Regions from separate parts of the Homo sapiens genome. Here region 1 is linked to region 2. A link is a loop called in an ENCODE intact Hi-C map of the cell type or tissue named here. Cell type or tissue: psoas muscle. All regions are shown on one strand. Each heading gives the region's core, and the rest is flanking DNA. Links, peaks and the distances in the headings are about the cores only.

The links. Peaks named below come from ENCODE experiments on the same cell type or tissue, not always from the same donor. Only the 100,000 strongest peaks of a DNase experiment are listed, where the experiment ranks them.
Region 1: it touches region 2 in a loop (6-fold over the local background); 10 of 110 quality-filtered maps call a loop at or near these places.

Annotation. Positions count from the first base shown.
Region 1 is chr1:160,237,480-160,248,061 of GRCh38, reverse strand. DCAF8 (DDB1 and CUL4 associated factor 8) reads left to right here. Exons shown (of 14, transcript NM_015726.4): 3 at 4,028-4,102; 4 at 7,692-8,365; 5 at 9,315-9,455. The coding sequence starts at 4,054. Among named protein-coding and RNA genes, the nearest start is that of DCAF8-DT, 19 kb to the left of the region's middle. In psoas muscle, for the core only: no CTCF peak of the experiment used is centred there; no DNase peak of the experiment used is centred there; H3K4me3 peaks cover 1,517 bases; H3K27ac peaks cover 5,941 bases.
Region 2 is chr1:160,286,020-160,296,601 of GRCh38, reverse strand. It overlaps COPA (coat protein complex I subunit alpha), which reads left to right. Exons shown (of 33, transcript NM_004371.4): 22 at 453-541; 23 at 743-866; 24 at 1,745-1,834; 25 at 2,009-2,118; 26 at 3,139-3,216; 27 at 3,368-3,436; 28 at 3,982-4,118; 29 at 4,404-4,590; 30 at 4,673-4,783; 31 at 5,106-5,267; 32 at 5,916-6,110; 33 at 6,386-8,008. The coding sequence ends at 6,445. It overlaps LOC107985219 (a long non-coding RNA gene), which reads right to left. Exons shown (of 3, transcript XR_001738265.2): 2 at 10,241-10,285; 3 at 3,776-5,345. Among named protein-coding and RNA genes, the nearest start is that of PEX19, 6.2 kb to the right of the region's middle. In psoas muscle, for the core only: a CTCF peak has its summit at 5,100 (motif pointing right); a DNase peak (open chromatin) is centred at 5,111; H3K27ac peaks cover 295 bases.

The DNA.
Region 1 (10,582 bases), core at 1,552-9,551, 49 kb after region 2:
AGTGCTGGGATTACAGGCCTGAACCACCGCTCAGATTTATCAGAATTTATTAATTTTGATAAATCCAACTGATTAATTTTTTTGTATGTGCTTTTTGTGTCCTATCCTAAGAAATTGTTGCCTAACCCAAGGTCACAAAGGTTATTTTCTTTGTTTTCTTCTGGAACTTGTGTTGTTTTAAGTTATATTTAGGTCTGTGATTCATTTTGACTTAGCTTTTGTATATTGTACAATGTATGGATTGAGGTTCTTTAGTTTTTTTCTTTTGGCAGTTGAATGTTCAGTTATTCTGGTACAAGTTGAGCATCCCAAATTAAAAAATCTGAAATCTAAAATGCTTTGAAATCTGAAACTTTTCGAATGCCAACTTGATGCTCAAAGGAAATACTCGTTGGAGCATTTTGGATTTTGAATTTTCTGATTTGAGATGCTCCACTGGTATATTGCAAATATTTAAAAATTTGAAACACTTCTGGCCCCAAGCATTTTGGGTAAGAGGATACACCGGACAAGGGATACGTAGTCTCTTATGCAGATCTTTCATCATATTAGAGGAAAAGAGCAGCCCCAGTAGTTTTAAACAAGAGACACTTGGTATCTCTTTTACAGAGTACTCTTATCCAGCGTAGTAAAGTCTTTCTGCCTGGTTTTTAGTTAATATTTTGTCATGTAATTGGTTAAAAATTTAAGGCTTTATTCTTATTAAGACAAGAAAAATCTAGGTCACTGGAATTTCTTAGTGAAATTAAAATGGCACCTGGGTCTTTTTTCCTCACCCTCCAGTGGGTTACTCTTTAACCTTCAGTTTGGCAGGAGTTATGGTTATTTTTAGAGTAGGAACAGTGGAGCTAATCTAATTAAACTCCTCCAACTACCTGGGACAGTGAGCTCATCAGCTTTTCCAACCTCAGCAAGATTAGCTTTGGACTAGATTTTACATGAAAGTTGATCAAAGTAAAAATAGTGGATTTGTTGGAAATACAGTGAAAAGTGAAGAAGATAGTTTGGATTTGAATCAAATATGTTCTCTGCAGACCTCAGTTTATAAAGTTAAGACTGTATTCTTTGGTAATGGAAAAGATTTTTTATTTTTTATTTTTTTGGAGACTGTGTCTTGCTCTGTCGTCCTGCCTGGAGAGAAGTGGTATAATCACAGGTCACTGCAGCCTCAACTTCTATGGCTCATGTGATCCTTCCATCTCAGCCCTACCCCAAGTAGCTGGGACTACAGGCATATGCCTGACTGATTTTTTTCTTTTCTGTAGTGACGGGGGTCTTCTTATGTTGCCCAGGCTGGTCTCCAACTCCTGCCTCGGCCTCCCAATGTGCTGGGATTATAGGCGTGAGCTGCCGTGCCTGGCTGGAAAAGATTTTTCAGTGGCTCCTATACTTGACACCTAGGGCACAGCATCTCTGCCTCCTTGACTGATTTATAGAGACAAGGGTCTCACAGTTCTGCCCAGGCTGGTCTTGAATTCCTGAGCTCAAGCAGTCCTTTCTCAGCCTTCTGAGTAGCTGTGATTACAGGTGCATGCCACACCTGTGAGCATCAGGTTCCTGCTCAAAGTTTTCACTCATATAGGTTCATAATCAAAGTTTGGAGACCACTGCTCTAGAGTATCCTTCTGCAGAAATTTTGACATTTAATTCTACTTACTTTTATCATCTGTGCACATGTATTTTCTAGAGCAATTATGAGTCAAAAGTTCAGGCAGTCTGGGCTCCTGTAGGAGTTGATGCTTGGTTTTGAGAGAGGTTCTCTGCAGCTGCTTTTGAATTCTCTGGGAGTGGATAATAGTGGGGTGAAACGTATGGTAAAGAGTTTTGATTATGGAGGTGGGAAAACATCAGATCTGTTCTTCATGTTACACTGGTCTGCTTATTACCTTAGTTTATAAGTTTTTTTTAATTTTTTTTTTTGAGACGGAGTTTGCTCTTGTTGCCCAGGCTGGATGGGGTGCAATGGCACGATCTCGGCTCACCACAACCTCCGCCTCCCAGGTTCAAGCAATTCCCCTGCCTCACCCTCCCTAGTAGCTGGGATTACAGGCATGTGCCACCATGCCCAGCTAATTTTGTATTTTTAGTAGAGACAGGGTTTCTCCATGTTGCTCAGGCTGGTCTCGAACTCCTGACCTCAGGTGATCTGCCCTCCTCGGCCTCCCAAAGTGCTGGGATTAATCTTAACAAAGTAGTACATTTTCCCCACTTGATAGGAATTAATATAATTTTAAACTCTAGATGGAGAAGATAGGCTCCTATTCTAAAGAATATAAACAAGGACTGTTGAGAGGGAAAAACAAGTGCTGTGTGAGGAATGCTATACAAAACTGTCTACCTCAAAAATGAGGAAAACAAAATGCATTGCAAACAGCTTCTCACTATTTTTCTTCATGTTGCTTCACATATCTGTTTTTTGTTGCCATTGTCTTTCATCATCACCCTTCCAGGTGTCCCTTCCTGAAGTTCAGTCAGCTTCAGCCCCAGTCTTGCAGTATTTCTATTCCCACCTTGGCCTATTATGAACAATCTTTGGGCTACTGTCTTTTGACAGAGGATACTTTTAATGAAGCAGCTTAGATTTCTATAGAGGGTAGCGGAGGAAAAGATAAGGATGAGGCTGCTTCTGGAATAATTGTCATGGGAATGAAAGGGCTGTTGAAAGATTAGAGGCCAGTGTGCCTGGGTACAAGGACTGGGGTCATAATTATACTTTGTCTTTTACTAGTGCCTTTTGTCCAAGTCACTGAAAGGGCTTAATAAAATTCTGGTCTGAATAATATTATTCTTTGCTCTTTGGAATTTACTGGAGGTGGCAGTGAGGCTCTGAAAAAAATATGAATGTTTTATAGTGGCATAAAAGGAAGTGAGTTAGATACCCTGATTCCTTGTTAAGGAAAGATGAGTCTGGTGAAAGCTGGTGCTGTTAGGTGAAACAGTGTTTGCCATTATATGAAATGGGATGAGATGGTTTAATGGAAATGTTGCCTTTTTCTTCCCCACCTTTGTCTTTGTGCTTAGAGACTCTGACTGTTAGTCCTAAGGGAAACAAAACAACTTAAGCTTCTTTCCTAGGGATAGGGTGCTCCTGATTTCTAGTTTCAGCTCTATAATCCTTAGTATCTGTGCCTTTAATAAGTTTGAAGTTAGTTGGGCTGGGCGTGGTGGCTCATGCCTGTAATCCCAGCACTTTGGGAGGCCGAGGCGGGCGGATCACTCGGGAGATCGAGACCATCCTGGCTAACACAGTGAAACCCCATCTCTACTAAAAATACAGAAAGGTGGGCATGGTGGCAGGCGCCTGTAGTCCCAGCTACTTGGGAGGCTGAGGCAGGAGAATGGTGTGAACCCGGGAGGCAGAGCTTGCAGTGAGCCTAGATAGCGCCACTGCATTCCAGCCTGGGCGACAGAATGAGACTCTGTCTCAAAAAAAAAAAAAGAAAGAATAATAATAATAGGTTTGAAGTTAGTCATCTGAGTGAACAGAAAGCTCAATCTCTTCCCCCAAGAGGTTGATTTCTGTTGATTTGTGTGTAAAATGATACTCAGAATCTGACCCACCTCTTTATGTTGTGAAAACAAGTGTTGTACAGAGTTTGAGGATACATATGTCACTTATTTACATTGGAAGATTCTTGCCTAGGGGGCAATGCTGAAGTTAGCTTTATGTATTGAGTTGAGACTCTTGGCTTGCAGTACCTGTCATTTGATATGTGCCTCCTGTTCCAGGTTTTATTTTAGTTCCCACTTTCGCATCTGAAAAATCACTGCCAGTTACTCAGTGAGTGAAGTAAAGAGATGGCACTTGACCTCCCCAAAAATATATCATTATATGGATTTTAAACATAGGGAAGAAAACATAAGGAAGAAAAAATTTCACAAGCTGAGAAGACCTGTTAAGCATGCATACACAAATCATTTTTATAAAAATGATAAAACCTGTACATTGTTAAATCTCCTTGTCCCTATTGTCTTCTTTCCCAGGTGGTTTCCTAATTGTTTTGGTTTCTTCCTCTCCCAAACCCAGGCTGGCTACAGCAAACATCATTCAAGATGTCCAGCAAAGGGAGCAGCACAGATGGCAGAACAGACTTAGCTAATGGTAAGGGGCCAAAATGAAGGTGAAGCTATTTTTACTATCAACTGAGGTTGTCCTCCTCCCTGCAAGATAGAGTGGAGGCCTGGATTTTAGTGGAGAGAGGGAAACTTTCCTGTGTTGTTCTGAGTTTAGGAAACTACACAGGAAACACCTTGGACTATATTATGCTTTTGCTTCTTCTGATTTTATCTGATCATTTTCAAAATATCAATAACAGAGCTGTACTTCTAAGAGGTCAAGTGGTTTGGAGTTCTATAAAGCTATAAGGATGGGCAGAACCTAGGAAATGCTGTTAGTAAAGGAGAAAAATAAAATCTAATGGCTAGTAGGAACAAGGGAATTTTAGGGAAGATGAGCTTCCCAGTTATATTGAGAGGTCCCTTTCCACAGTAAGTAGTAGTTTGATAGAGAGATTACATGGCTGGGCATGGTGGCTCATGCCTATAATCTCAGCACTTTGGGAGGCTGAGACAGGCAGATCGCTTGAGCCCAGGAGCTTGAGACCAGCCTGGGCAACATAGCGAGACCCCGTCTTTTTAAAAAAAAAAAAAAAAAAGGTGATTACATAAGGGATGAAGTTACAACCCAACTAGGAGTGGGACATCTTTCCCCTCCTTATTTCCTTTCCTTACTTCCCCTCCCTTCTTTCCATTTATTTCCTTCCTTCCTTCCTTTCCCTCCTCCTTCTTTTCAGGACCAGTGCTGCCAAGTGTCAAATCACTGGCTTTAGGGCAGATTTGAAGGCAGAATATAAAAATTCTAATAGAGTATAACTACCACCTGGGTTATTTAACCAGCTCTTCACCTCTGAGCCAACTTTTAAATTAGAGAAGCCGCCTTTAAATGGATATAGTTGGGCAGCACAGAGTCCAGCATTCCTTAGCACCTTGAAGGTCAGGATAACAGGCTAAATTCTAGTTGATGTGATTGGAGGAAGGATAAGTGAGATTTTCAACATGCTTTTTTATTGCTCCATATGTTCTTATCACTGCCATTCATTCATCTTTTGTAAAGGAAAGTGGTTCATATTTTTCACTGGGTTTAGTTGAAAGGCACAGGGTTCTAGAGGAGTTAAAGTATACTATTGATTTGGAGCTTGACCATTAGCTAGGTCAAGGATTGGCAAACTATAAATTGCAGGCCAAATCCAGCCTGCCACTTGTTTTTGTAAAGTTTTATTGGAATACAGTCATGCCTGTTCGTTTATGTAGTGTCTATGAGTTGCTTTTGTTCTACATACTGGAGTTGAGTAGTTGTGGTGGAGCTCCGTATGGTCTGCAAAGCCTAAGGTTTTTACTATCTGGCCCTTTACAGAAAAAATTTGCAAACCCCTACTCTAGATCTTGGTGATTTACTGTTGGGGACTTCTTGATGAGCTTGTGATACCCTCTGGCCCTTATGTTAATGTGGTAAGGCCTCCAAAATTGTCTATATTTGTTACTCATAATTTTAACAATAAACACTAGATGTTTTGGTGTTTTATTTTTTCTTTTCTACAGACCTGTTAGGTTGGTGTTTCAGTCCCTGCTCACCACTCCCAAGCTCAAGCCCAGCTGCATTTCAAAAAACTGTAACTGCTAAACTTTCGTAGCATATATAACAGGCTCAGCAAATGTGGTCCTTGGGTTCAAATTTCTGTACTTCATAACTTTTTCTTCCAGCCCCTAGCCCAGTTGTTTTATACTGTGCTCTTAGTTGAGGCTTTTTTTTTTTTTTTTGAGACAGAGTTTTGCTCTTGTTACCAAGCTGGAGTACGGTGGCACAATCTCGGCTCACTGCAGCCTCCACCTCCCAGGTTCAAGCGATTCTTCTGCCTCAGCCTCCCAAGTAGCTGGGATTACAGGCACATGCCACCACGCCCGGCTAATTTTTTGTATTTCTAGTAGAAATGGGGGTTTCACCATGTTAGCCGGGCTGGTCTTGAACTCCTGACCTTAGGTGATCCACCCGCCTTGGCCTCCCAAAGCGCTGGGATTACAGGTGTTAGCCACCGCGCCCAGCCTGCAAGAACTGTTTATGTCTTCTGGGCTTCTGTTACTGCTTGAATCAAAGCACTTGTATTGTTGATCTTTTTTCAGTATTGGGTTTTGCTTAAGAGTACATTGCTTCAGAGCTCTTCACAAATTACTGCTCTAATCCACATGACTAGGCAATAAGGTGCTCCACCTTTGAATCCTTAAACATCAGTGTGGTATTGGAGTTGAATAGCTCATACTGGATGGTCTGCCTTTCCTGACAGCTTTTACTTCTGGCGGATAAAATTTATAGCCATCTGAGGAAAGGAGGCCCATGAGCAGCATTTAAAATCTTTATTCTCCCCTTTTTTCTTCACACCTTGACTTAGGTTGGAAGTTGTGGTTGTATTGGCTTTAGAACATTCCTCAAGTTCTCATTGGAATTGACTTGACTGTTGTGAGTTAAGAGAATGCAGTATGTAGTTATAGGAGATAAGATCGATAAAAGTGACCTAGTTATTTAACTATCAGCATAGCAGACCTAGAATATACTGAACTTTCGTCTTAGGCACCACTATAGTAGCCCAGCTTTTTATCAATTTTATATATGCTTCCTAATAAAACTGTCTCAATAGAGAGACTAAAAATGTGTGACTAAGAATTATATTAAAAAATTCAAACTAATGGAAGTAAGTCAAAATATATTTACTAGCAAAAGGTGAGCAAGAACCCACTCAAATGATCACAATTCCCACTTACCCCTTCAGCTTGCTTTCTTAGTGAATTTTAGAAACTTAGGTGGGGAAGAAGCTTAGGATTTAGGTGACAGAAGGTGTAGTGGTACTTTCTTTTTTTTGAGATGGAGTCTCGCTTTGTCGCCCAGGCTAGAGTGCAGTGGTGCGACTTTGGCTCACTGCAAGCTCTGCCTCCTGGGTTCATGCCATTCTACTGCCTCATCCTCCTGAGTAGCTGGGACTACAGGCGCCCGGCTAATTTTTTGTATTTTTAGTAGAGACGGGGTTTCACCATGTTAGCCAGGATGGTCTCGATCTCCTAACCTCGTGATCCACGTGCCTCGGCCTCCCAAAGTGCTGGGATTACAGGCGTGAGCCACCGTGCCTGGCCTGATACTTTCTTAAAGTAGGAAATGGTGCAACACCACATCCATAAGTCAAGAGTGATTTTTATCAGCTGGTTTCCGTCTTTCGCTAAGAAGATGGCTATGCTAGCTCTTGCTGGAGTTGGCTCTTCTTTTTATATTCTGTTTAATTATTTGCTATAACTTAATAAATGCCCATCCAATACAACAGAGCCAATGGTAGATGTATCAGGCACACTTTTATACAATATGCCAATGTTTTGCCTCTTGAGAACTTAATATAATCTTAGATTGTCCTGAGATTCTTTGCTTTTGTTGAAGTATTTTATGTGTGTGGATTTGATCTTAATCTTTTCAATTTCTTGTCCTTTACAAGATTTCCCCTCAGAGGGTACTCTCTGTAATTATTTGTAATGAAAACACTTGGACCAAAGTTCATTTTTTGGTCTTTTGATGTGAAGATTTCTTAGACTAAGGTGGTCACTATCCTGTTTTCTTATTTTTCCCTCTCCTCTACTCCTTCCTCACTAACATGCAGGAAGCCTGTCTAGCAGTCCAGAGGAGATGTCTGGAGCTGAAGAGGGGAGGGAGACATCCTCAGGCATTGAAGTGGAGGCCTCAGACCTGAGTTTGAGCTTGACTGGGGATGATGGTGGCCCCAACCGCACCAGCACAGAAAGTCGAGGCACAGACACAGAGAGCTCAGGTGAAGATAAGGACTCTGACAGCATGGAGGACACTGGTCATTACTCCATTAATGATGAAAATCGAGTCCATGACCGCTCAGAGGAAGAGGAAGAGGAGGAAGAAGAGGAGGAAGAAGAGCAGCCTCGGCGCCGTGTACAGCGCAAGCGGGCTAACCGTGACCAGGACTCATCAGATGATGAGCGGGCCCTAGAGGACTGGGTGTCCTCAGAAACATCAGCTCTACCCCGACCTCGCTGGCAAGCCCTCCCTGCCCTTCGGGAGCGGGAGCTGGGTTCAAGTGCCCGCTTTGTCTATGAGGCCTGTGGGGCAAGAGTCTTTGTGCAGCGTTTCCGCCTGCAGCATGGGCTTGAGGGCCATACTGGTTGTGTCAATACCCTGCACTTTAACCAGCGCGGCACCTGGCTGGCCAGTGGCAGCGATGACCTGAAGGTGGTGGTGTGGGATTGGGTACGGCGGCAGCCAGTACTGGACTTTGAGAGTGGCCACAAAAGTAATGTGTTCCAGGTGAGGCAAGGGAGCATAATAGCAACTGAGAGAATCAGGCATGAGTTAGAGAAATCTGAACTGCAGCATGGATTGGGAGCTGATAGTGAGTTATTGTAGGAATTACATATCGGGACATGGCCCTACTTTGGCTCCCCTAATGACCTAAATACACTGAAAGACTCTTGGCAACCCTAGATTCCTTGAGCATGTGGACTGTTGGAAGCCTCATAGGTAGGGTGCATGCAGCTTATTAAATGTGTGCTGGTAGGAGGCAGTGTAGTATAAGCACAGGCTCTTGAACCAAACTGCCTGAGTTCAAATCCTAGCCCTTCTGCTTACTAGCTCAGTGATCTTGGCCAAGTTATTTTACCTTTGTCTTCAGTTTATCTGTAAAATGGGACTAATAACACATAGGGTTATGAGGATTAAGTAACAATAGAAGCTAAGCAGTTAGAACTGTGACTGGTACTTAATAAACATTTGATAAATGTTAGCTTATACTGTTGTTATTCTGGAAAGATTTTACTCCTTGGCCCCATCTACTGTACTGGTACCAGCCATTTATCCTAAGGGTGTTCTCTTTTCTTCCCTGACATTCCCCCTATTTTCCTTTTTCTTTGTAGCAAATTTATATTTACTTTCTTAATCAAAGTAGATTTTTCCTCCTCTATTCCTTTTCTCCTCTGCTAGATACAGTCCTAGTTCATCTGAGCTCTTATCATGTGCCAGTTCAATCTTCCAGAGCCAACTGAAATGCTCTCTTACATCAAAGGAAGTTTTTTCTCTCCCTTTCCTTTAACTCCTGGAAGAAATTGGGCTTAGCCAGCTGTACAAGAGTAGGAAAGCTAAGTTTCCAGCTGTCATGTAAGAAAAGGGGGTAAGTTGAGGTCATCATCGTATTTTTTATTCTCAAGTTTACCTCTCTCATTTCTTTTGTGTGTCCTTTTTTTCATTTTTAACACCCCAGGCCAAGTTTCTTCCTAACAGTGGTGATTCTACTCTGGCCATGTGTGCCCGTGACGGGCAGGTTCGAGTAGCAGAACTGTCTGCCACACAGTGTTGCAAGAATACAAAACGTGTGGCCCAGCACAAGGGAGCGTCCCACAAGGTAAGTAAGACCTTGCTCCAAAATTTGTGCAATCCAAATCCTCTGTGGTTCTCAGCCAAGGTTCTCCCTTATCTCTGCCCATTGTGTCACATTTGTTGTGGTCATGTGCCTCACCTCTTTCAGTCCTAAGATTTGTGGTTAAGAAAGGAGCAAAAGCAGCCACCCTAAACTCCTAGGAAGGCAAGTATCTGAAAAGTCCCTAGATCATGCATTCATAGTATTTGGCCCCTAAGCTAAGCCCTAGTTGGTTTGGAGATCTTTGAGGTCTCCTGTGCCCTCTAAACCTTTTACATTTATTGTGATTTTTTAGGGTATTTTGACAGTTTCAAGGTGCTAGTGGTTTATTCCTCTTGTGTGAGAGCTTCAGCTTACCTGCTCAAACTCTCAGTTCACAAATAGCACTGTTTCTGGAAGCCCTATTTAAAGCTGGGAATATAGGCCAAATAATCCATGGTGGCAGCTAACAAGGAGTTAAGAGCTGCCAGTTTTAAGGTAGGCATGGTGTTGGTCTTTTGTGCCATGAAAAGAGGTTGGTACTCTCTTAGAAACCCTAAGCAAAAATATAGGTGGACCTGGAGTATCCTTTTCTAGCCAAGGCGGCCCAGGATATGTGAAAATTACCTATTTCTTTGATTCTTAAGTCTACTCCTAACCCACTAGTTAACTGATTTTCAGTTGTAAGGAACTAAGATGTAAGGAATGAAGTTGGACACCATTTCTCTCTGCACTTAAGGGTATGGAATTGATTTTATTCGAGAATGAACTGTTGCTGGGTGTGGTGGCTTATGCCTGTAATCCCAATACTTTGGGAGGCTGAGGTGGGAGGACTGCTTGAGGCCAGCAGTTAAAGACCAGCCTGGGCAATATAGCAAGACCCCATCTGTGGAAAACAAACAAAAAAAAAGCGAAAAAATTAGCCAGGTATAGTGCCTTGTGCCTCTAGTCCCAGCTACTTGGGCAGCTGAGGTGGGAGGATCACTTAAGCCCACAAGGTTGAGGCTTTAGTGAGCCATGATCATGCCACTGCACTTCAGCCTGGGTGGTAAAGTGAGACCCTGACTGGAAAAAAAAGAAAATGAACTCTAATGGCTGATGTTTTTCTTTGCTATCTGTTCATATCTCTTGAG
Region 2 (10,582 bases), core at 1,591-9,590:
CTACAGTCAAAGTGTTGGCCAGAACTGCAGATATCTGAAGACTCACCGGGGAGAGAATCTACTTCTGCACTCACTCAATGGCCATTGGCAGCCCCCATGTCCTTGCTCCCTGTTGTCTAAGAAACATCACTTTCTTTTCGTGTTGACCTCTCCATAGGAGTTTGTAACGTGGTAGCTAGTTTCCCTTACAGCAAGTGAGCAAAAGAGGGCACCCCAAGATAGAAGCCACAATCTTTGTAACCAGATCTAGGAAGTAACATCCCATCACATCTGCCATGTTCCATCCATTAGAAGCTATTTAATAAATCCAGCCCACACTTAAGAGGTGGGTATTTTGCAACAACTTGAATACCAGGAGTCAGGGATTACTGGGGGGCCATTTCAGAGGTTGCTTACCACAGCAGCATGCATTTGGAAATGTACCTATACCACAAAGTCTGTTTTCTCTACAGAGTCCCTGGCCTATCTCACAGCTGCTACCCATGGCTTAGATGAAGAAGCTGAGAGCCTAAAGGAGACATTTGACCCAGAGAAGGAGACAGTGAGTCTTTATTTACATAATTGTCTCTTATTACAGGATTAACTCTAGGATCTTAGAACAATTTAAAATTATGAATGTCACTCTCCCACCTGGTTACCAGGAGAGGCAGAGAAACAAATGAGATCAAAGGAGGCTCCATAACTTTCCTTACGTGACTTCCAAGTGCTATTTGTTTTTAGCCTCTTTTCTTCTACTATTCAGATCCCAGACATTGACCCTAATGCCAAGCTGCTCCAGCCACCTGCACCTATCATGCCATTGGATACCAATTGGCCTTTATTGACTGTATCCAAAGGATTTTTTGAAGGCACCATTGCCAGCAAAGGTAAGTACCTATTTCTCCCATAGCACTTTTGTTGTTTGTTTTGTGAAGAACTGTCCTAGAGAATACCATTAGCATTTAGTTTAACTTGTCCTTTTTTTCTGCATGGAGCCTAATGGAATATTGAAATGCCAGTCATTTATGGTGCAGTCTTAAAAACTTAAGATAGCATTTTCAGGTCATTAAAGAAAATTTGGAAAATAGGGAGAAAAAAAGGGATCCCTCTACTACCATCAATAACTTCGGTTAATATTTTGGTGTATTTTCTTAGGTTTTACTATATATGTAGTCATGTTCTTTGTTCAGTATTTTATCATTCATGACATACAATCTTAAAGGTACTAATTCAACTACCTGTAATTCCGGTATGTGGGTATAGGCAGATGTGTGCTATCACCCTCCACCACTTCCACCCTTAACCTCCTCCTGTTTTCTGGGTCTCCTAGTTCATTTCCCGTGAGTAAGAGCCTAAACAGACTCTTGAGCATTTTGTGCCAAACCCCACTCTTTTCTCCACCTCCTCTATCTACCCTATGCCTGATGCCCTGTACACATTGTAGTGGTGGTAGCTTAGCAAAGCGCTCAGGAAGAAATTCAAGAGTTGGTAGCCAAAGGCTGGTAAGTACAAATTATTTAAGAGCCAGTTTTTGGTAGCAGGAAGGCCAGTTCCTTCCATCTGTCTTCTATTCCCTCCCTCTGTGAAAGCTACTGCAAGTTAGCATAACATATATACCACAAAAATAAATAATACACAAAAATAAATAGTAAGTAGGCAGAAGCTTGGCACCTGTTTTTGAAAGGATTTAACCTGCCTACAGAAAAGGCCGTATCTCAGACTTGCTGGACTATAACCAGTTCCGTTCTGTTCCTTCCCTCTGTAGGGAAGGGAGGAGCACTGGCTGCTGACATTGACATTGACACTGTTGGTACAGAGGGCTGGGGAGAGGATGCAGAGCTGCAGTTGGATGAAGGTAAAAGTGCTGTTTTAAGACTGTTCTGGGGTGATGGACACCTTGGATTGGGACTGGGTTGTGGGTAGCTCTGCAGACTTCCAGGCCATGAAACGAACTAGGATTGATTTTACTTCCTTTGGCTAAGATTATGCCACTGCCCAAATCTGTTTTGAGCTTGAATTTTCCTTACAGATGGGTTTGTGGAGGCTACAGAAGGTTTGGGGGATGATGCTCTTGGCAAGGGACAGGAAGAAGGAGGTGGCTGGGATGTAGAAGAAGATCTGGAGCTCCCTCCTGAGCTGGTATGTGGAATTTGTACCCTTAGAAGGTTCTCTCCGTATCTCCCTGTGGAAGCCAGAGGCCTTATTGTCCCCTACCACTATCCTCAGGTCTCCTATCCTATCCCCTACCACTATCCTAAGGTCAGCCCTTCTGGGAAGGGGACTAGACCCTCCTAGTCTGATGCTTATCTCCCATTTGAAAGAAGGAAGATGGCTGGGCACGGTGACTCATGCCTGTAATCCCAGCACTTTGGGAGGCTAAGGCAGGACAATTGCTTGAGCCCAGGAGTTCAAGACCAGCCTGGGCACCATAGCAAGACCCTGTCTCTATTTTAAAAAGTAAAAGAAGCAGGAAGAACGAGAGAGTCAAAGTTAGTGGCCTTGTCACTTCCATCTATCCTGATATGCTCCAAGAGGAGAGGATGTAGGACTTATCTCTAATCTGATGCTTAACTCCCATTTGAAAGAAAGAAGAATGAGGTAATCAGCGTTCTGCCAGCAGCAGCTTATGAGAAGGTAGCAAGCTGTTTCATCTGAATTGGAGTTTTTGATATGTCATTTTGTCACTGGTGAGGTGGCTCCTATTTTGGCAGCCTTCTCCCACAACTATCACCCCTCTTCCTCAGTGGGGGCAGGGAACAATGTAAATGGTTGTGTTCTAGATTCAACAGAACAAAGTGCTTGAATGGCTTAAAAAATTACTCAATTTGGCTGGGCACAGTGGCTCACGCCTGTAATGCTAGCACTTTGGGAGGCTGAGCCAGGCAGATCACTTGAACTCAGGAGTTGGAGACCAGCCTGGGCAACATGGCAAAACCCCATCTCTACAAAAAAATACAAAAATTAGCCAGGTGTGGTGACTCATGCCTGCAGTCCCAGCTACTCGGGAAGCTGAGGTTGGAGGATTGCTTGAGCATGGGAGGCAGAGGTTGCAGTGTGCCGAGATCATGCCTCTGTACTCCAGTCTAGGTGACAGAGTGTGACCCTGTCTCAAAAAAAAAAAAAAAATTACTCAATACTCAATTTTTGTTTTTCCCCTAGGATATATCCCCTGGGGCAGCTGGTGGGGCTGAAGATGGTTTCTTTGTGCCCCCAACCAAGGGAACAAGTCCAACTCAGGTAAGCGGGAAGAAACCTAGCACGGCAGGGATGAGTGGCTAATACTTGATTGGTATATAACAGGTGTTGGCTACTTTTCTACTATAGTTACAGAGGAGAATAGAGAAGGGACAAAGTTTCACTTGGCTTGGGTTTTTTTGTTTCTTGTTAGATCTGGTGTAATAACTCTCAGCTTCCAGTTGATCACATCCTGGCAGGCTCTTTCGAAACAGCCATGCGGGTAAGTAACCTTGGCTTTTCCTCTTGAGTGTGCCTAGCCCAGGGTCCCCGGGAGATGGTTGACTCATTTTAATCAAGGGAAATTATCCTACCCATAAGGGGAAAGGTGTATATTTTTCATGAAAACTCTTTATCTTTGTTAAGTACACTTGCCTTCCTGTTATCTGCCTTCCACTTGGCCTAGTAATCTCTTAGGGCATATCCTTCAGTCATCTTCCACCCATTTATAGCTTGCTTTCTGGCTCATATCAGTGAGATAAGTACCCCTTTCCAAGCAGAGGTCTGTTTTGAACACTAAGCCAGTATTGTTATAATAACAACAATAATGATAACACTGCAATAACTGCTAACGTTTATTTAATGTTCACTGTGTGCCAGGCACTATCCTAAATACTTTAATAGGTATCATTAAATGAGGTAGGTCTTACAATTAAGTGTATTTTACTGATGAGGAAACGTGAACAGAGAAATTAATTACCTTGCCCAAGGAAAAGTAGCTTTTTATGCAGCAGGGCCAAAATCCTTGTTTCTTTCCTTCTGTTCCAGCTCCTTCATGACCAAGTAGGGGTAATCCAGTTTGGCCCCTACAAGCAACTGTTCCTACAGACATACGCCCGAGGCCGCACAACCTATCAGGCTCTGCCCTGCCTACCCTCCATGTATGGCTATCCTAATCGCAACTGGTAAGGCCCTTTTCTCTTTGCTTTCATCTGTTCCAAGTTGTGGTCGATATTTCAGATGGTAGCCTCAGTGACATAGTCAGAATTCTCTCAGAGCTAGGGTTTCCCAGTAGAAAAAGATCTTTGGTTTGTTACTCTATGGGGTTGGTTTACACCTGCTGTCATCCTCTTCCCCAGCTACTTTAACAGGAGACAGGAGGGTAGCTATGAGGATGTTTGCCAGAAAAGGAAATTGGGTCCTAGTTGCCTACTGACTATCCTGTCTTCTTCCTACTTTTCCCTTTCCAGGAAGGATGCAGGGCTGAAGAATGGTGTACCAGCTGTGGGCCTGAAGCTTAATGACCTCATCCAACGGTTGCAGCTGTGCTACCAGCTCACCACAGTTGGCAAATTTGAGGAGGCTGTGGAAAAATTCCGTTCCATCCTTCTCAGTGTGCCACTTCTTGTTGTGGACAATAAACAAGAGATTGCAGAGGTAGGAGGGTCTAGCCGCTGTCCCAGTTCTGGGCACTTCCACATTCTTGTCTCTGTATCCTGACCTTCTGCCCCCTCTACAGGCCCAGCAGCTCATCACCATTTGCCGTGAGTACATTGTGGGTTTGTCCGTGGAGACAGAAAGGAAGAAGCTGCCCAAAGAGACTCTAGAACAGCAGAAGCGCATCTGTGAGGTAAGATCTATAGGACCCTGAGCACAACAGAGACGTCCTTCCCTTCACCCTTCACTAGGTTTGAATTCTTTAATTTCAAACCCAGATCTGAGTGGGGATGAAGAGAAATTTAGGCCCTTCATTTCTATGAGGGGAGGATACATTTCTTCATCCTACTTCCTCATCTCACCAGTCCTCCATACCTAGGAGGTAGAAGACCTCTCAGCTTTATAGCCCATCATCCTATTTTGTGTTGTGTTTTTTATGCATGTGTAGCAGCTTAGAAATGACTTCTACCAGGTGTAGCATCAACCTGGCATGTGTTCCTTTTTCTGTCCACCAGATGGCAGCCTATTTCACCCACTCAAACCTGCAGCCTGTGCACATGATCCTGGTGCTGCGTACAGCCCTCAATCTGTTCTTCAAGCTCAAGAACTTCAAGACAGCTGCCACCTTTGCTCGGCGCCTACTAGAACTCGGGCCCAAGCCTGAGGTGGCCCAACAGGTAGATGGAACTCCTTCAGTGACCATAGGGAAGCCAGATCAGCTCTTACATGGAGGGAGCAGACCAAGGTCCTTGCCTCTGAAACAAAGCAATAAATAACAACATTCAACAAAAAGCCAACAGAATGCTACCCTCTGTTTACTTCCTGACTTGGTGTTTCCTTTGTTCCTGGAAAATTAATAGTTTATTGAGACATGGCACTCGTCTAAGAGTGCCGTGCAACCTAGAATAGCTCCACTGCAGCTGAAAGTAACCCCAGTCCTGTCCTTAAGCTCCAGATATCCCATCACAACCACCACAAAGCTTCACATACACATCTCATTACTTGTGTCCTCCAAATGCATTCTTTTTGGGTGATGGAAGTCTGTTTTAACCCTTTCTAGGACCTGACCCTGATAATCTCTAGAGTTGGTGGAGGAATGTGGGTCTAGATTATGGAGCCACTTTTGTATTGAGAAGGGGAAAGTTTGATACAATAGGAATGGTGATTGTTAACCCTTCACATACATCCAGTACAGAGGTTGGGACCTCTTTTCACGCAGTACAGTTGTGTCTCACATCAACGGAACTACCAAACCATGGTGTTGGGATCCTTTGAGGTGTTGTCTGCAGCCTTCTGTCCTCCTAAATACTCCTTCCTTCCCCTAGACCCGAAAAATCCTGTCTGCCTGTGAGAAGAATCCCACAGATGCCTACCAGCTCAATTATGACATGCACAACCCCTTTGACATTTGTGCTGCATCATATCGGCCCATCTACCGTGGAAAGCCAGTAGAAAAGTGTCCACTCAGTGGGGCCTGCTATTCCCCTGAGTTCAAAGGTCAAATCTGCAGGGTCACCACAGTAAGTACTGTCCTCAATAAATATATCTAGGATATTGAGCGAAGGGGAAAAAGAAAGAAACATGGTGGTCCTTTTTTTCTTCTTGTGCTTGTCCCCTGCTCCCTGAGGCAGTGACACTGGAGAAAGCTAGAGCATCTCCCCACTGCTCTTGGCCAGTCAGTGATGAACACCCCAATACCTGTCTACTGTGCCCATTGAGGGGTATAGGGAATACATTTTCTAGGGTTCTCAATCTTACAAATCTCTAACTTGTTCCTTTGTTTGTTTTTCCACAGGTGACAGAGATTGGCAAAGATGTGATTGGTTTAAGGATCAGTCCTCTGCAGTTTCGCTAAGGCCCCCTTTGTGTGCATGGGTCAGTCACCATATGTTCCCCCCAGAGAATGTGTCTATATCCTCCTTCTAACAGCACCTTCCCCCTGCAGCTACTCTTCAGATCTGGCTCTCTGTACCCTAAAACCTAGTATCTTTTTCTCTTCTATGGAAAATCCGAAGGTCTAAACTTGACTTTTTTGAGGTCTTCTCAACTTGACTACAGTTGTGCTCATAATTGTCCTTGCCTTTCCAGCTTAATTATTTTAAGGAACAAATGAAAACTCTGGGCTGGGTGGAGTGGCTCATACCTGTAATCCCAGCACTTTGGGAGGCTACGGTGGGCAGATCATCTGAGGCCAGGAGTTCGAGACCTGCCTGGCCAACATGGCAACACCCCGTCTCTAATAAAAATATAAAAATTAGCCTGGCATGGTAGCATGCGCCTATAGTCCCAGCTGCTCAGGAGGCTGAGGCATGAGAATCGCTTGAACCTAGGAGGTGGAGGTTGCATTCAACTGAGATCATACCACTTCATTCCAGCCTGGGTGACAGAGCAAGACTCTGTCTCAAAAAAAAAAAAAAGGAAAACTCTGTGATGGACATTTGTTTAGTAAATCCCTTCAGTATTTATCCCTCCTTTCCCCACAGCAGCTTTCTTTCCTGTCAACTAGAAAGGAGCAGGATGTAATAAATACATTTTGGTGTGACTAGGCCACACCAACTCTTAATCATCTCCCATTTTCCTTAGACATTTAAATTTCAAGGCAGGTACCCTCTGTGTACTCAGAAATTTGAAGAAGTTATTTGGTTTTCCAAAATGCACACTGCGGGTTATTGATTTGTTCTTTACAACTATTGTTCTCATATTTCTCACACTAAATAAATCTCTATGAGAGCTTCTTGACTTGGCCATTTATTTCTTGGACACTCTCATGTTCTTGTTCACCCATGCAGGCACCCCACCAAAGTACATATCTTCCTTCCAGTAATAATTTTTAATTACAAAATAAACATCCACTATTGGAAAAAAAAAAAAAAAGCTAGCCGGGCATGGTGGTGGGTGCCTGTAATCCCAGCTACTCTGGAGGCTGAGGCAGAGGATTGCTTGAACCCGGGAGGCGGAGGTTGCAGTAAGCTGAGATCGCGCCACCGCACTCCAGCCTGGGCGACAGAGTGAGACTCCATCTCAAAAAAAAAGAAAGAAAAAAAGAAGCACATGTTTTTCATAGGGTATATATGAGGACCTAAACTGCTGTGAAAATGATAGAAAGCAAGTAGCTCCCTTATTCTGTTTTTGATTGCAGCCTTTTATCTTTTGCTAATTATAGCAATATTTATTGAGCACCTGCCATGTGACTGTCACTGTTCTAGATATTTTACATGTAATATACAGATAAAAGAATAGTACTTTATATATATTACAATGATACAATGATTACATTAACAATACAATATTTTGCTTGTCATATGCTAAGAATAATTGGGTAGAGTGACATTACTGTGCCTTCGATTAAAATAAGTACTTTTTTGCGTGTTAAATTCATGTTTTCAATAAATAATAAATGCATATAGTTGAAAAATCAGTAAATATAAAAAGCTATTCTGTGACAAATCTTTCCACCCTTTCATCAGCCACCCAGTTCCTATCACCTTCCCCTAAACAGGTAACCACTGTTACCAGCTTTCTTACATCCTTCCAGAAATTTTATATATATATATATATACACACACACACATATACATGCACATGCTGATATCACTATGCCATTCTCTATCTCCTTTTATACACAAATGAAACCACACTATTTAACAATTTTGTACCTTTGTTTTTTCATTTAACATTTTTGGTATTTTCTCGTATCAATATATTAGGGAGCTTCACTTTGTTTTTTACTTCTCTTCATACTATACGTTGTATTTTTTAGCTTTATCTTAAGAGTTGCTTTTTTAAACAGCATCCCTAAACTAAGGCTGCCTTCTCAACAGAGTACATACTACTAATGAGATTGTGCCATTGCACTCCACCCTGGGGTACAAGAGCGAGACTTCGTCTCAAAAAAAAAAAAAATGTACATATTAGCCGGGAGTGGTGGCTCACGCCTGTAATCCCACCACTTTGGGAGGCCAAGGCAGGCAGATCACCTGAGGTCAGGAGTTCGAGAACAGCCTGGCCAACACGGTGAAACCCTGTTTCTACGAAAAATACAAAAATTAGCTGGGTAGGGTGGCAGGCACCTGTAATCCCAGCTACTCAGGAGGCTGAGGCAGGAGAATTGCTTGAACCCGGGAGGCGGAGGTTGCAGTGAACTGAGATCACACCATTGCACTCCAGCCTAGGGGACAAGAGCAAGACTTTGTCTTAAAAAAAAAAAAAGGCCGGGCGTGGTGGCTCACGCCTGTAATCCCAGCACTTTGGGAGGCCAAGGCAGGCGGAACACGAGGTCAGGAGATCGAGACCATCCTGGCTAACATGGTGAAACCCTGTCTCTACTAAAAATACAAGATGTGAAATAATTGTGACTCCCAGGCAAGAATTAGAATTTGTTCGATAAACTGTGGAGAACCATTAAATCCTTAAGGAACAGAGTGATATGAAAGCGTTATAAAATACTGTTATTCAACAGTATTCGCTATACATTAGAAGGGCAGAAGGAGCAGTCAGTAGGTCAGTAAATACTGAGATGAGATGTTAGGAATATTAGGAGTAAAAATAGAAAAGCAGAAAGAAGTTTAAGAAATAATGCAAAGAAAGAATCATGCTTGTTTTTGACTCCATTTTAATTATCATCTATTATCTTTTAATTAACATGCTTATATTACATTAGTTTAAAGCCAATTGACCAAGTGTAGTGGCTCACATCTATAATCCCAGTACTTTGGGAGGCCAAGGTGGGCATATCACTTGAGGTCAGGAGTTAAAGACCAGCCTGGCCAATATGGTGAAACACTGTCTCTACTAAAAATACAAAAATTAGTTGGGCATGGTGGCGCGAGCCTGCAGACCCAGCTACTCAGGTGGCTGAGACAGGAGAATCACTTGAACCCGGGAGGTGGAGGCTGCAGTGAGCCAAAATTGCACCACTGCACTCCAGCCTGGGCAACAGTGAAACTCTGTCTCAAAAAATAAAACCAATAGAGATGCCTGTTGATAGACAAGTTTTCTTTTTTTGACGTGCTTGTTACAACTATAGCCATATTGGAGATACACGTGTAAGCAGTTTGAATGAGAAAGTCTGGAATAAATTATGTTGCAGGTGTTGGAAAACAGGTTTATCAGGAAAGGATTTGATTACAGAAGTTTAGAATTGTAAAGGACTTCAAAAGTGATTAGTGGCAGAATTGGGGCTGGAATTTAGGCTTTCTAACTCACAGTTCATAATATTTTGATCCCAAAACACACTACTTGTGGTTGGAAGAAAACAGGTTTTGCAGATATGATTTTACAAGTCTGTGCCCTATCTGTGAAGGACATAGTAAGTGCTTGATCTGGTGCTTGATGCAGTACTCAAATGTGTGTTTAGGAAGCTAAGAATGAAAGTGATGAGGTGACTTAACACAGGATTTTTTTTCATTTAAAATTCTTACCTTGTATCATACTGTGTGTATATCTCATCATACCTCCGGCTCACCCCCACTTAGCTACCTTACAGCAGGGGGTGGTCCTGATTTATCTCTCTGTCCTCACTGTGCCCAGAACAAGACCTTAATAATAGGTGCTCTCTAAGTGCGAAAACAGATTTGTATGTGAAACAGTTGCTACATTCTGACATCTGAATAGAACAATTCCAAAGGAGGAAAGGGACGTCTAGAGTTACCTCTATCTGAGCATTCCCCGTGTTCACTCAGTTGGAGGTTGGGTTCTGTGTGGAGAAAAGGAGATTGTTCAGGGAAAGTAAGTCTATTACTACTGCATTCGAATTGCCCTGCTCAGTCCAAGGTACCAGAGGCTCTCTTAATAACATGGAGTTCTAAGTTCCTGGCCGGCCCTGTGTCCTTTAATCAAACAGTTCTAATAGATAATAGGAAATGAGAGATGCCACTAGATTGGGCAGACAGATGTGCCTGATTAGGGACTGCGAGAGCAAAGAGTGGCCAATGAATGCCTACTAAGTTTTAAACCCTAGCCTGGGAGTTGGGCTTTACAGCAGTGAAGACAA